Regions from separate parts of the Homo sapiens genome. Here region 2 is linked to region 1. A link is a contact called in ENCODE Hi-C or POLR2A ChIA-PET data. All regions are on one chromosome and are shown on one strand. Each heading gives the region's core, a stretch centred on a gene start or an enhancer-like site at or near the end of the contact. The rest is flanking DNA. Distances are from core to core; before and after follow the strand shown.

Region 1 (4,961 bases), core at 1,421-3,920:
AGCAGAAGCAGGAGAGAAAGGCAGACAGTGTCGTCCCGGAGAGAGGCAGGAGGCCATTAGGGCCCCAGGGAGCCTTTTGGGGCTTCCCCGCCCTGTAGCCTCCACGCTCCTGCTGGGCAGAGAGGCTCTCCTGCTCTGACGCCCGCAGCCCGGGCCTGCTCAGCCCTCCCCACCGGCCTCCCCACCCCTGACGGCTCTTCTCACACCTCTGTCTTCCAGGCCGGGGACCTTGCACGACTTTCACAGCCATGAGATAGCGGAGCAGCTAACGCTGCTGGATGCTGAGCTCTTCTATAAAATAGAGGTACAGGCTGCTCCTGCCAGGGGGAGCCACACTGTTTGTCCCTGAATGAGAGAAACCCCCATCAGGGGAAAGCCGGGGCTCCACCTCCATCTGCCTTCTTTCCTTTTGTAGATTCCTGAGGTTTTGCTTTGGGCAAAAGAGCAGAATGAGGAGAAGAGCCCCAACTTGACCCAGTTCACGGAGCACTTCAACAACATGTCCTACTGGTAAGAGAGGCCCAGCGCCAAGCCCTGTTGCTCTGGATGGTGGCACGTCTGGGTGGGCTCTGCGTTTTCCTTTGCAGGGAGCTTGAATGGTAGGAGAAGGAGCTGCCTCTTTCATTCCGCTAAGCTCCTGGGGGTTCCCATGAGCACTGACAGGCTGAGGACAGGGGCAGGGACAGGATGGGGCTTGCTGGAAGTGGCCACCTGGTCGAGGAGGCTCAGCAGGGAAGAGTGCCAGGGTCGAGGAGCGATGTCTGCCATAGGTGGTGTTGGGAAGGGCGTGAGTTTGCCCTCCTGCCCTGGTCACTGCCAGGCAATCTCAAGCTGATGCTCACACTGACTCTGCCTGACAGAACAGTTAGCAAAGGAGTGGGCTCTATAACGTTAATGTTTGCATTTAGTCTTTAATTCGTGTGTGTGTGTGTGTGTGTGTTTGAGACGGAGTCTCGCTCTGCAGGTGTGTGTGTGTGTTTGAGATGGAGTCTCGCTCTGCAGGTGTGTGTGTGTGTGTGTGTGTTTGAGACGGAGTCTCGCTCTGCAGGTGTGTGTGTGTGTTTGAGACGGAGTCTCGCTCTGCAGGTGTGTGTGTGTGTGTGTGTTTGAGACGGAGTCTCGCTCTGCAGGTGTGTGTGTAAGACGGAGTCTCGCTCTGCAGGTGTGTGTGTGTGTGTGTTTGAGACGGAGTCTCGCTCTGCAGGGGTGTGTGTGTGTGTGTGTGTGTGTGTGTTTGAGACGGAGTCTCACTCTGCAGGTGTGTGTGTGTGTGTGTGTTTGAGACGGAGTCTCGCTCTGCAGGTGTGTGTGTGTGTGTTTGAGACGGAGTCTCGCTCTGCAGGTGTGTGTGTGTGTTTGAGACGGAGTCTCGCTCTGCAGGTGTGTGTGTGTGTGTGTGTGTGTTTGAGACGGAGTCTCGCTCTGCAGGTGTGTGTGTGTGTGTGTGTGTTTGACGGAGTCTCGCTCTGCAGGTGTGTGTGTGAGACGGAGTCTCGCTCTGCAGGTGTGTGTGTGAGACGGAGTCTCGCTCTGCAGGTGTGTGTGTGTGTTTGAGACGGAGTCTCACTCTGCAGGGGTGTGTGTGTGTGTGTGTGTTTGAGACGGAGTCTCTGCAGGTGTGTGTGTGTGTGTGTGTTTGAGACGGAGTCTCGCTCTGCAGGTGTGTGTGTGTGTGTTTGAGACGGAGTCTCGCTCTGCAGGTGTGTGTGTGTGTGTGTGTTTGACGGAGTCTCGCTCTGCAGGTGTGTGTGTGTGTGTTTGAGACGGAGTCTCGCTCTGCAGGTGTGTGTGTGTGTGTGTGTTTGAGACGGAGTCTCGCTCTGCAGGTGTGTGTGTGTGTGTGTTTGAGACGGAGTCTCGCTCTGCAGGTGGGTGTGTGTGTGTGTGTGTGTTTGAGACGGAGTCTTGCTCTGCAGGTGTGTGTGTGTGTGTGTGTTTGAGACGGAGTCTGGCTCTGCAGGTGTGTGTGTGTGTGTGTGTGTGTGTGTTTGAGACAGAGTCTTGCTCTGCAGGTGTGTGTGTGTGTGTGTGCGTGCGTGTGTGTGTGTTTGAGACGGAGTCTGGCTCTGCCGCCCAGGCTGGAGTGCAGTGGCGCAATCTCGGCTCACTGCAAGCTCTGGCTCCCCTCAAGCTCCACCTCCCGGGTTCACGCCATTCTCCTGCCTCAGCCTCCAGAGTAGCTGGGACTACAGGTGCTCGCCACCACACCCAGCTAATTTTTTGTATTTTTAGTAGAGACAGGGTTTCACCGTGTTAGCCAGGGTGGTCTCAACCTCCTGGCCTCGTGATCCACCCACCTCAGCCTCCCAAAGTGCTGGGATTACAGGCATGAGCCACCGCTCCCAGCCTAGTCTTTAATTCTTAAAGCAAAATGAATCCCAGTAATGTGTTTATAAACCAGAGCTCTTGTCTCTTCAAGAGGCGACAAAGCCCCCATAGCAGCTCAGCATCAGGCAGGACCCCCTAGAGCTCAGCAGCTGTGCCACCCCCACCCACCCACTGTTGCCTCCAGGAGAATGTCTGATGTGTTTTAAAGGCCCCGAGATCATCTCCCGTTTGCCTATCTTCCTCCCCACAGAAGCACTCCATCCTGGGGAAAAGCATGTTTAGCTATGGCAGTCCAGCGTAGGGTTTTGCCCAACAGGATGTGGTTTCTAAAGCAGACGGAAGCTGCACACAAGGCCCCAAGCCTGGCTTCTGACACCAGCCTCTGGCTGGGTGCAAGAAGCTCAGGGGCACACTCCACAGGGCCTGGCTGCACAGAGGTGCGAGTGCAGTGGCTCACATCTATAATCCCAGGACTTTGGGAGGCCGAGGCAGGAGGGTCACTTGAGCGCAGGAGTTCGAGACCAGCCTGGACAACATAGAGAGACGCCCCCCCCCTACAAAAAATTAAAATTAGCCAAGAGCAGTGGTGCACACCTATAGTCCCAGCTACTCGGGAAGCTGGGGCAGAAGGATCAGTTGAGAACAGGAGTTCAAGACTACAGTGAGATATACTCACAGCACTGGGTGACAGATCAAGACCCTGTCTCTTAAATAAAAAAGAAGAACCAGCAGTGCAAAGTGCGGCACCACCTCCAAGTGACCCTGGTAGTGGCCCCTGTGAACCACAGGAAATTGAGGCCAGGGTGACATCCCTGCTGCATTTATCACACAGATGAGACTGGCCTTTGGCTTTGGTCTCGGCTTTGGTTGCTACTAAGGTTCTGAGAGTTTCCTTCCCTCGTGGCTGCCCAAGGTGACCTCTTACCTCACGTGCTAGCGGGTCTCCCCGAGCCAGTCCTGCATCACACAAGGAACTTGCCCAGCCCCCTGGTACTTGGGGCCCATGCTTGTCAGGAAAGGCTCTGCTTTCATCCTCCCATGCTCCACCTGCAGATTCGAAGCCCCCTTTGGGCCTTCACCAGATTTCCTTATGGTCACCAGATTTATTGTCACCAGATTTCCTTGTGCCTCTGTCCCAGGATGTTATGAGCTCCTGGAGAGCAGAAACTAGATCTATGCCTGGGGCAGGCTGCAGGTATTCAGTAGGGGTGGGCTCGTGGCCACTGGCATGGGGGTCGTACAGGTCCTGTCTCCACCAGGACCCCTGGGACCTGCAGGGACTTGTCAACTCAGCTGTTTCTTTTTCCCTTGGTCCATGCAGGGTCCGGTCCATAATCATGTTACAGGAAAAGGCCCAGGACAGGGAACGGCTGCTCTTGAAGTTCATCAAGATCATGAAGGTAATGGTGGCCAAGTCCTTCCCAGGCCCCCATCATCAGTCCCTGCTCTGGGAGCCCGGGACCCGCCTGCCCTCCTGCCTCACGGCACCGCCCCTCTCTCGGCAGCACTTGCGGAAGCTGAATAACTTCAACTCCTACTTGGCCATCCTCTCTGCCCTGGACTCGGCGCCCATCCGCAGGCTGGAGTGGCAGAAGCAGACTTCAGAGGTGAGTGGCCTTGGGGCGTGGGCGGGAGGGTGGCTGGTAAGGGGGGCCGCCCAGCCCTCAGGCGACTAGCTGTGGCAGAAAGTGCTCCCACTGGAGCAAATGCTGGGCCTAGGCCCCTGCTCTGCCACCGACATGCTGTGTGACCAGAACAGCTGCCCTCCCGCCTTCCTGTCTCTGATCCCCAATCTTCAGGCCCCCGGGAGCTTCGAGGTTGGTTCTGGGGTGGTCACATCCCGGTGTTCTGCTGCCACCCAGCAGGCCCATCCCTGGGTTCCCGCCTCCCCCGCCCGCCCTCAGCCCGTTCTTCTGAAGGGTCTGCTTCGGGCCGGGCACTGCGGTAGGTGCTGGGGACGCACTGTGAACAGCCCAACATGATGTTGGGTGAGTTTCTGCTAGATAAGCACTAAAAGAAGAAGGGTGGGCAGGTGGGCCAGCCCAGAGGAAGTGTCACTCATGCCACCATCTGCAGAGGAGGAGGAGTTTCCTGGGAAGGGAAGAGAATCAAAGGGGACAAAGGAGTGCACAGCCAGGAGCAGGTGGGGGTCAGCACCTCCAGGGACAGGAGGAGGCCAGGGGACCACATCCCGGGAGAAGGGGACCAGTTCTAGGTCATGAGAGCCTCAGGAGCCTGGTGAGGAGTTGGACCTTTATCCTGTGTAGGGAAATAATATTGCAAATGGGGGCAAAACCCATGGCTTTTGAGTGTCAGCCAGGCCACCCAGGGGTCATGTCAGGGACCCAAGTTCAGCCAGGCCACCCAGGGATTGTGTCAGGGACCTGAGTGTGACCAGACCACCCAGAGGTCATGTCAGGAACCCGAGCGTCAGCCAGGCCACCTGGGGGTCGTGTCAGGAACCCGAGTGTGACCCAGGCCACCCAGGGGTCATGTCAGAGACCCGGGTGTCAGCCAGGCCACCCAGGGTCTTCTTGTTCAAGCCCATGTTCAGGGATGGTTGTAAGCTAGTGTATGGGGAGAGGTGGGAAATTCACACGGCCTCTGCATGGGGGGTCCTCAGGAGGCAGCAC
Region 2 (5,473 bases), core at 863-3,362, 43 kb before region 1:
GGCCAGCTCGCCTTGGGAAACCACCCATGCCATCATCGTGCATATGATCTAATGGCTTTAGAGAACTAGGAACAGAGTTATTCCCCAACAAACTGACTGGGAACCTGTTCTGATGAGTATTTTAATTTGTGTGATAAACAATCATTTTGAGAGGCTGGGGTTTGCCATTTCCCCTTCCAAGAGGAAGTGCCTTTACGCATTTGAAACTTGACATGCCATGAAGGTATTTTTGGAGGGCAGGGGACATTTGGGAAGTCATGCAGATTACCTAAGGCAAGTGATACTTGCGTTTATGGTGCGTGGGGAATCTGTAGGCACAGAAATGAGACTCAGCAGCAGAGGACAGACAGCACCTGCCTGCCTTCTGGTGGAAACTCAGTGGTGACGGGAGCTTTGCTCATTGCCTTTTTCTTGTGGGGGTAGGAGCTGGTCAGGCTCACCATCGAGAAGCAGGGACGTCCGTCTCCGACGAGCCCCGTGAAGCCCAGTTCCCCTGCCAGCAAGCCTGATGGGTAGGTGCTGACTAACCCTCGTGTCGCGGGTGTCACGCTCAGTGGCAAAGTCTGCACTTGACAAGGATAGGGCCCGGTGGGGTGGGCAGCATGAGGGTGGGCTGCTGGAGGCCCATATTCCTTTTTCAGTGGTTAGCAGTGTGTGTATATTTCACACAGGCTTGAAGTATTGCCCTGTCTCAAGTTTACCCTTCAGCATGACTGTTTCCAAGGATCTTCTGTGAGCGCATCCAGTGACACATACCAGTGCTTTTCCTGGGCAGCTTCGTTTCATAATGACAAAGAACTTTTAAAGGCTTGGGTTTGGGTGCTTTGACTTGAGAGCACTCTTGTTTGATCAAGAGTAAACTGAGGATGACATGGATGGTTGTAAAGGTTTATATTCATCTCTACTCCAAGCTCCTGGTAAAAATATAAAACATAAATTTGGAGCTTTTTTTTTTGTTTTTGAGACAGAGTCTCTGTGGCTCAGGCTGGAGTGCAGTGGTGCGATCTGGGCTCATTGCAGCCTCCTCCTCTCAGATTAGAGCAATTCTCTTGCCTCAGCCTTTCAAGTAGTTGGGACTACAGGTGCACGCCACCATGCCCAGCTAATTTTTGTATTTTTAGTAGAGACAGGGTTTCACCATCTTGGCCAAGCTGGTCTCAAACTCCTAACCTCAAGTGATCTGCCCGCCTTGACCTCCCAAAGTGCTGGGATTATAGGTGTGAGCCACTGCGCCCGGCCTGGAGCATTTTAGAGAACCCTTAGATCATTTTCAGATGAGGAAATTGAGGTGCAAAGTTGGGGGCACAGCCAAGCTCCAGTAGCTCATTAGCAACCAAACCAGAACCCCAGGGTTCTATATCCAGGGAGCCTGCTCTTCAGCCCCACCTCACCCACTGTGTTCTTCCTGGTCACGTCCTCACCCTCTCAGGGCCTGTGTGTGCTCTGTCCCGCCTTTGACCTTCTGTAACCCCAAGTTCTTCCCAATTCTCCAGCCCAGCAGAGCTCCCCCTGACAGACCGCGAGGTAGAGATCCTAAACAAGACGACTGGGATGTCACAGTCAACTGAGCTCCTCCCAGATGCCACGGATGAAGAGGTCGCGCCCCCCAAGCCTCCTCTGCCTGGCATTCGGGTGGTTGATAATAGGTAATTACCTTCCTATTTGTCCAGTGCCTCCCATGGCAGAATGAGAAAGAAAGGGAGGAAGACAGGGCTCGGGCCCTTTCCCCTCAGCGCTGAGGGCTTGGCCCCCCTTGGGAGGCTGACTCTGGAGCTGTCCCCACCCCGCCGGCCCTCGCTGGCCACCCTGAGCTCTCCTGAAGGCCTCCTTGTGCCCTCAGCCCAGGGAGACATGGTATGATTTATTATGAAAGAAAAAGAAAGGGTTGTTCTTTTTTGTTCATTTGGTATTTACAGGTTTTATTTTGGCGGAGGGGAGTAGGCAGGAGTTGAAGTGTGAACATTGGGTGTGGAGAGTCTAGTAATGAAAGAACCCCACATCCTGTACCCCAATATCACGCTGAAGAGCTTTGGTGAGTGTGGTTTGGTCTGCCTGGACGTTTCGGTCTGTTTCAGTCCTCCACCAGCATTGCCACCCAAGAAAAGACAGTCGGCGCCGTCCCCTACCCGAGTGGCTGTGGTGGCCCCCATGAGCCGAGCCACCAGTGGCTCCAGTTTGCCTGTTGGAATCAATAGGCAGGTAATGCAGCCCCTGTTCCCTGCATGGGAAGGCAGGGAGGGGGTGGGGGGCTCAGGGATGTGGCTCCTGAAGCTGAAAGAAACCCATGGTCTTCAGGCGCTGGTGTTTGTCACATCGAGGAGTGCGAGACCTTGTACCCATCCCTCTCTCTCCAGGACACGGTCCAAGTTCCCATATGGGGATAAGGGTCAGGGCAGGGAGGGCAGAGCCAAAGGGCGTCTCCTGGGGATAGGTGAGTCCAGCCCCAGGGCCCTCCCTGGCCACACCCCCCACAAACTCCAGATGGCTGCTTCTCAGCTGTATGTGTCCTTCGACTACTGACGTCAGAGGTGGTTTCTGAGTTCGCCTGGCAGTATTTCCTTCTCTAAGTAAATGCACCGGTTGCCTCACCCCTGGTCTGTGCCACCGTTTCTCAGAAGTGATTTGGCTTTGTTTTTCTTTTTCCACTTGAGGATTTTGATGTTGACTGTTACGCACAGAGGCGACTGTCAGGAGGCAGCCACTCATATGGTGGAGAGTCGCCCCGCCTCTCCCCCTGCAGCAGCATAGGCAAGCTCAGCAAGTCAGACGAGCAGCTGTCCTCTCTGGACAGGGACAGTGGGCAGTGCTCCCGGAACACAAGCTGTGAAACACTAGGTGAGCCGCCACCATCCTCCTGTTCCATCGTGTCTCGGTGGCTTCTCTGGGGCCATTACAGTCCTGGGTGGGAGTCCCAGGTCATGCAATCATTGACTACGTGGCTTTGGCTGACTTGTTTAAAATCTGAGCCTCAGCTTCCTCATCTGCAAAATATGGATAACAGTATCTGCCTCCCAAGGAAGTTGAGCATGTAAATGAAATCACAATGTAAAACCACAGCCTAGATATTCAAGCGGTGACTGTTAGTTCATCTGTCAGTGAGTAATTTGACTCTCTTTACCAAAATTAAGAGCCATTTGTGTTGAGAGCTTTAAACAAAGGGGTGGGGGTCCTGACAACACTTGACAGAGGCTGAAGGGGAGGGAGCCGCGCGAGCCGGCCTTCTCGTTAGTCAGTGCTGAATGTGTACTGTGCGGGCCCCTCCGAGTCTGCTGGGCAGGGGGCTTAGAGAGCAGGAAGCTGTTCGTATCCTGTGAACTAGATATTTTCACTTCTGAGAATGTATCCTAGGAGCATAATCAGTGATTAATAGCAAGATTTTCATTGGTAGGAAATCAGATGAATTATGGTACATTCATTTGCTGGAATAATCTGTAGCTATTAAAAATCACTCATATTGATAACTAGAAAAAGTACAGGACCATTTACATAGTATTCTCAATTGTTTCTTTTTTTTTTTTTTTTTTTTTTTTTTTTGAGACAGAGCCTCACTCTGTCACCCAGGCTGGAGTGTAGTGACATGATCTGGGCTCACTGCAACCTCCGCCTCCCGGGTTCAAGTGATTCTCCTGCCTCAGCCTCCCAAGCAGCTGGGATTACAGGTGTGTGCCACCACGCCCGGCTAATTTTTTTGTCTTTTTAGTAGAGACGGGATTTCACCATGTTGACCAGGCTGGTCTTGAACTCTAGGTGATCTGCCCACCTCAGCCTCCCAAAGTGGGCCAGCGTGCCCAGCCAATTTTTGTATTTTTAGTAGAGACGGGGTTTTGCCACATTGGCCAGGCTGGTATTGAACTCCTGGCCTCAACTGATCGGCCCGCCTCGGCCTCACAGAGTGCTGGGATTACAGGCGTGAGCCACCGCGTGGCCCTCAGTTAGGCTTTTTCAAAAAGGAATTGTATAGGCAAAAAAGTCATTTAAGGAAATACTTCAAAATGTAAATAGAAAGTACAGTTAGATTATGGTACTGTGGGTGATTTTTATTTTCTTGATGTAATTTGCCACAGTTTCCGTAATGGTTGTGTATTTTTTTTTTAAATAAGAAATGTAAAAAATAAAAGTATAGCAAACAGCCATATTCCCATCTGGTTTGCTTTTATAATCAGGGAGAAGAATGAAGAATATAACATGTGAATATAAAATAAGCCCTGGAGACAGGTCTTTGTCACACACCCATGAGCGAGCCGGCGAGAGGCGGGCGGGGGGAGCTGGCTGCTCCTGCAGGGCCTGTGGCTAACGGGTCTCTTTTTCCCCTGTTGTAACTGCAGACCACTATGATCCCGACTATGAATTCCTCCAGCAAGACCTCTCTAACGCAGACCAGATACCTCAGCAGACGGCCTGGAACCTTAGCCCGTTGCCAGAGTCTTTGGGGGAGTCTGGGTCTCCATTTCTTGGCCCTCCTTTCCAGCTGCCTCTTGGCGGCCATCCCCAGCCAGACGGACCTCTGGCCCCAGGGCAGCAGACAGATACGCCACCTGCTCTCCCCGAGAAGAAGCGCAGGAGCGCAGCCTCCCAGACGGCGGACGGCTCTGGCTGCAGGGTGTCCTACGAGCGGCATCCCTCGCAGTATGACAACATCTCTGGGGAGGACCTGCAGAGCACAGCCCCGATCCCATCCGTCCCCTACGCGCCCTTTGCTGCTATTCTGCCCTTTCAGCATGGAGGTTCCTCAGCCCCTGTCGAATTTGTGGGTGATTTTACTGCTCCTGAGTCAACCGGTGACCCAGAAAAACCACCTCCTCTACCAGAGAAGAAAAACAAACACAGTAAGCCTTTGTTGCACTGTTGTCAGGAAGTGCATTTTATAACCTGAAATGGCAGTATGTTTTATTTCAGCATTAGACCAGAATCAAATCAGTGGCCTCATTATTTCATAAAAGATAGGCCAGCCAGGTATGTGGACACTTCTGGGAGCCAGGTTTTGTCATTACACGTGATCATTTTTAAAGCCTCATCAGCTGACCTCTCCTTTACAGTTTCTATACAATCTCAGGTCCGGTCTCCATGTAGCCTGAGGGATTCTCCTCTTTAGATGGCAGCAGTTGACCTTCTGGCCTGATCACAGTGACAGAGGGGAACGAGTGTCCTGGCACGCAGGACAGCATTGCAGCAACATCTGTGTAGAGCGAGGTGGATACGTGAATTTCAGCAGAACTTGCCTAGTTTCCACAGAGTGATTGTCTAAGGATCCCTGTCTAGAGCACACTGTCTCTGTTCATGCTCCCAGAATGACTTGGAAGCTGGGGTTGCCCAGCAGGAGTAATTCAGCACACTTCTTGGACCAGACATTTTAATATATGATGTTATTGGAGCCCAGGGTTGGAGCTGAAGTTTTGAATATTTTCCAACGGTAAATCTGTCATAAAAGTAATAAGGAGAGTTCTCCTGGAAATTCGGTTTTCTCCTAGCTCCC

What was found. A loop is a pair of places that touch in the nucleus more often than their neighbours do. ChIA-PET counts read pairs that join two places held with the same protein, here RNA polymerase II (POLR2A). Pooled maps may share reads with other maps.
Region 2: a loop to region 1 is called in a map of natural killer cell, with 4 times the contacts of the local background. The contact joins two enhancer-like sites. A Hi-C loop is called at or near these places in 10 of 168 maps with a recorded cell type or tissue (B cell, CD14-positive monocyte, CD4-positive, alpha-beta memory T cell and 7 more), 6 of 37 single-sample maps with no recorded cell type and 16 of 50 pooled maps. POLR2A ChIA-PET finds 5 or more read pairs at or near these places in 6 of 52 experiments (CD4-positive, alpha-beta memory T cell, H1, K562 and 3 more).

Annotation. Positions count from the first base shown.
Region 1 is chr9:131,583,285-131,588,245 of GRCh38, reverse strand. It overlaps RAPGEF1 (Rap guanine nucleotide exchange factor 1), which reads left to right. Exons shown (of 27, transcript NM_001377935.1): 21 at 220-304; 22 at 416-510; 23 at 3,650-3,728; 24 at 3,834-3,935. Among named protein-coding and RNA genes, the nearest start is that of PRRT1B, 40 kb to the right of the region's middle. Within about 2 kb of position 2,670, at least 7 of the 41 ENCODE cell types and tissues checked have a DNase peak (open chromatin) inside an H3K27ac peak, as active enhancers do; they include B cell, CD14-positive monocyte, CD8-positive, alpha-beta T cell and 1 more, where a contact is called at or near this core.
Region 2 is chr9:131,625,275-131,630,747 of GRCh38, reverse strand. RAPGEF1 (Rap guanine nucleotide exchange factor 1) reads left to right here. Exons shown (of 27, transcript NM_001377935.1): 6 at 424-512; 7 at 1,494-1,646; 8 at 2,076-2,199; 9 at 2,652-2,835; 10 at 4,326-4,826. Among named protein-coding and RNA genes, the nearest start is that of PRRT1B, 82 kb to the right of the region's middle. RefSeq lists enhancers at 1,216-1,965, 2,445-2,494. Within about 2 kb of position 2,112, at least 22 of the 41 ENCODE cell types and tissues checked have a DNase peak (open chromatin) inside an H3K27ac peak, as active enhancers do; they include B cell, CD14-positive monocyte, CD8-positive, alpha-beta T cell and 1 more, where a contact is called at or near this core.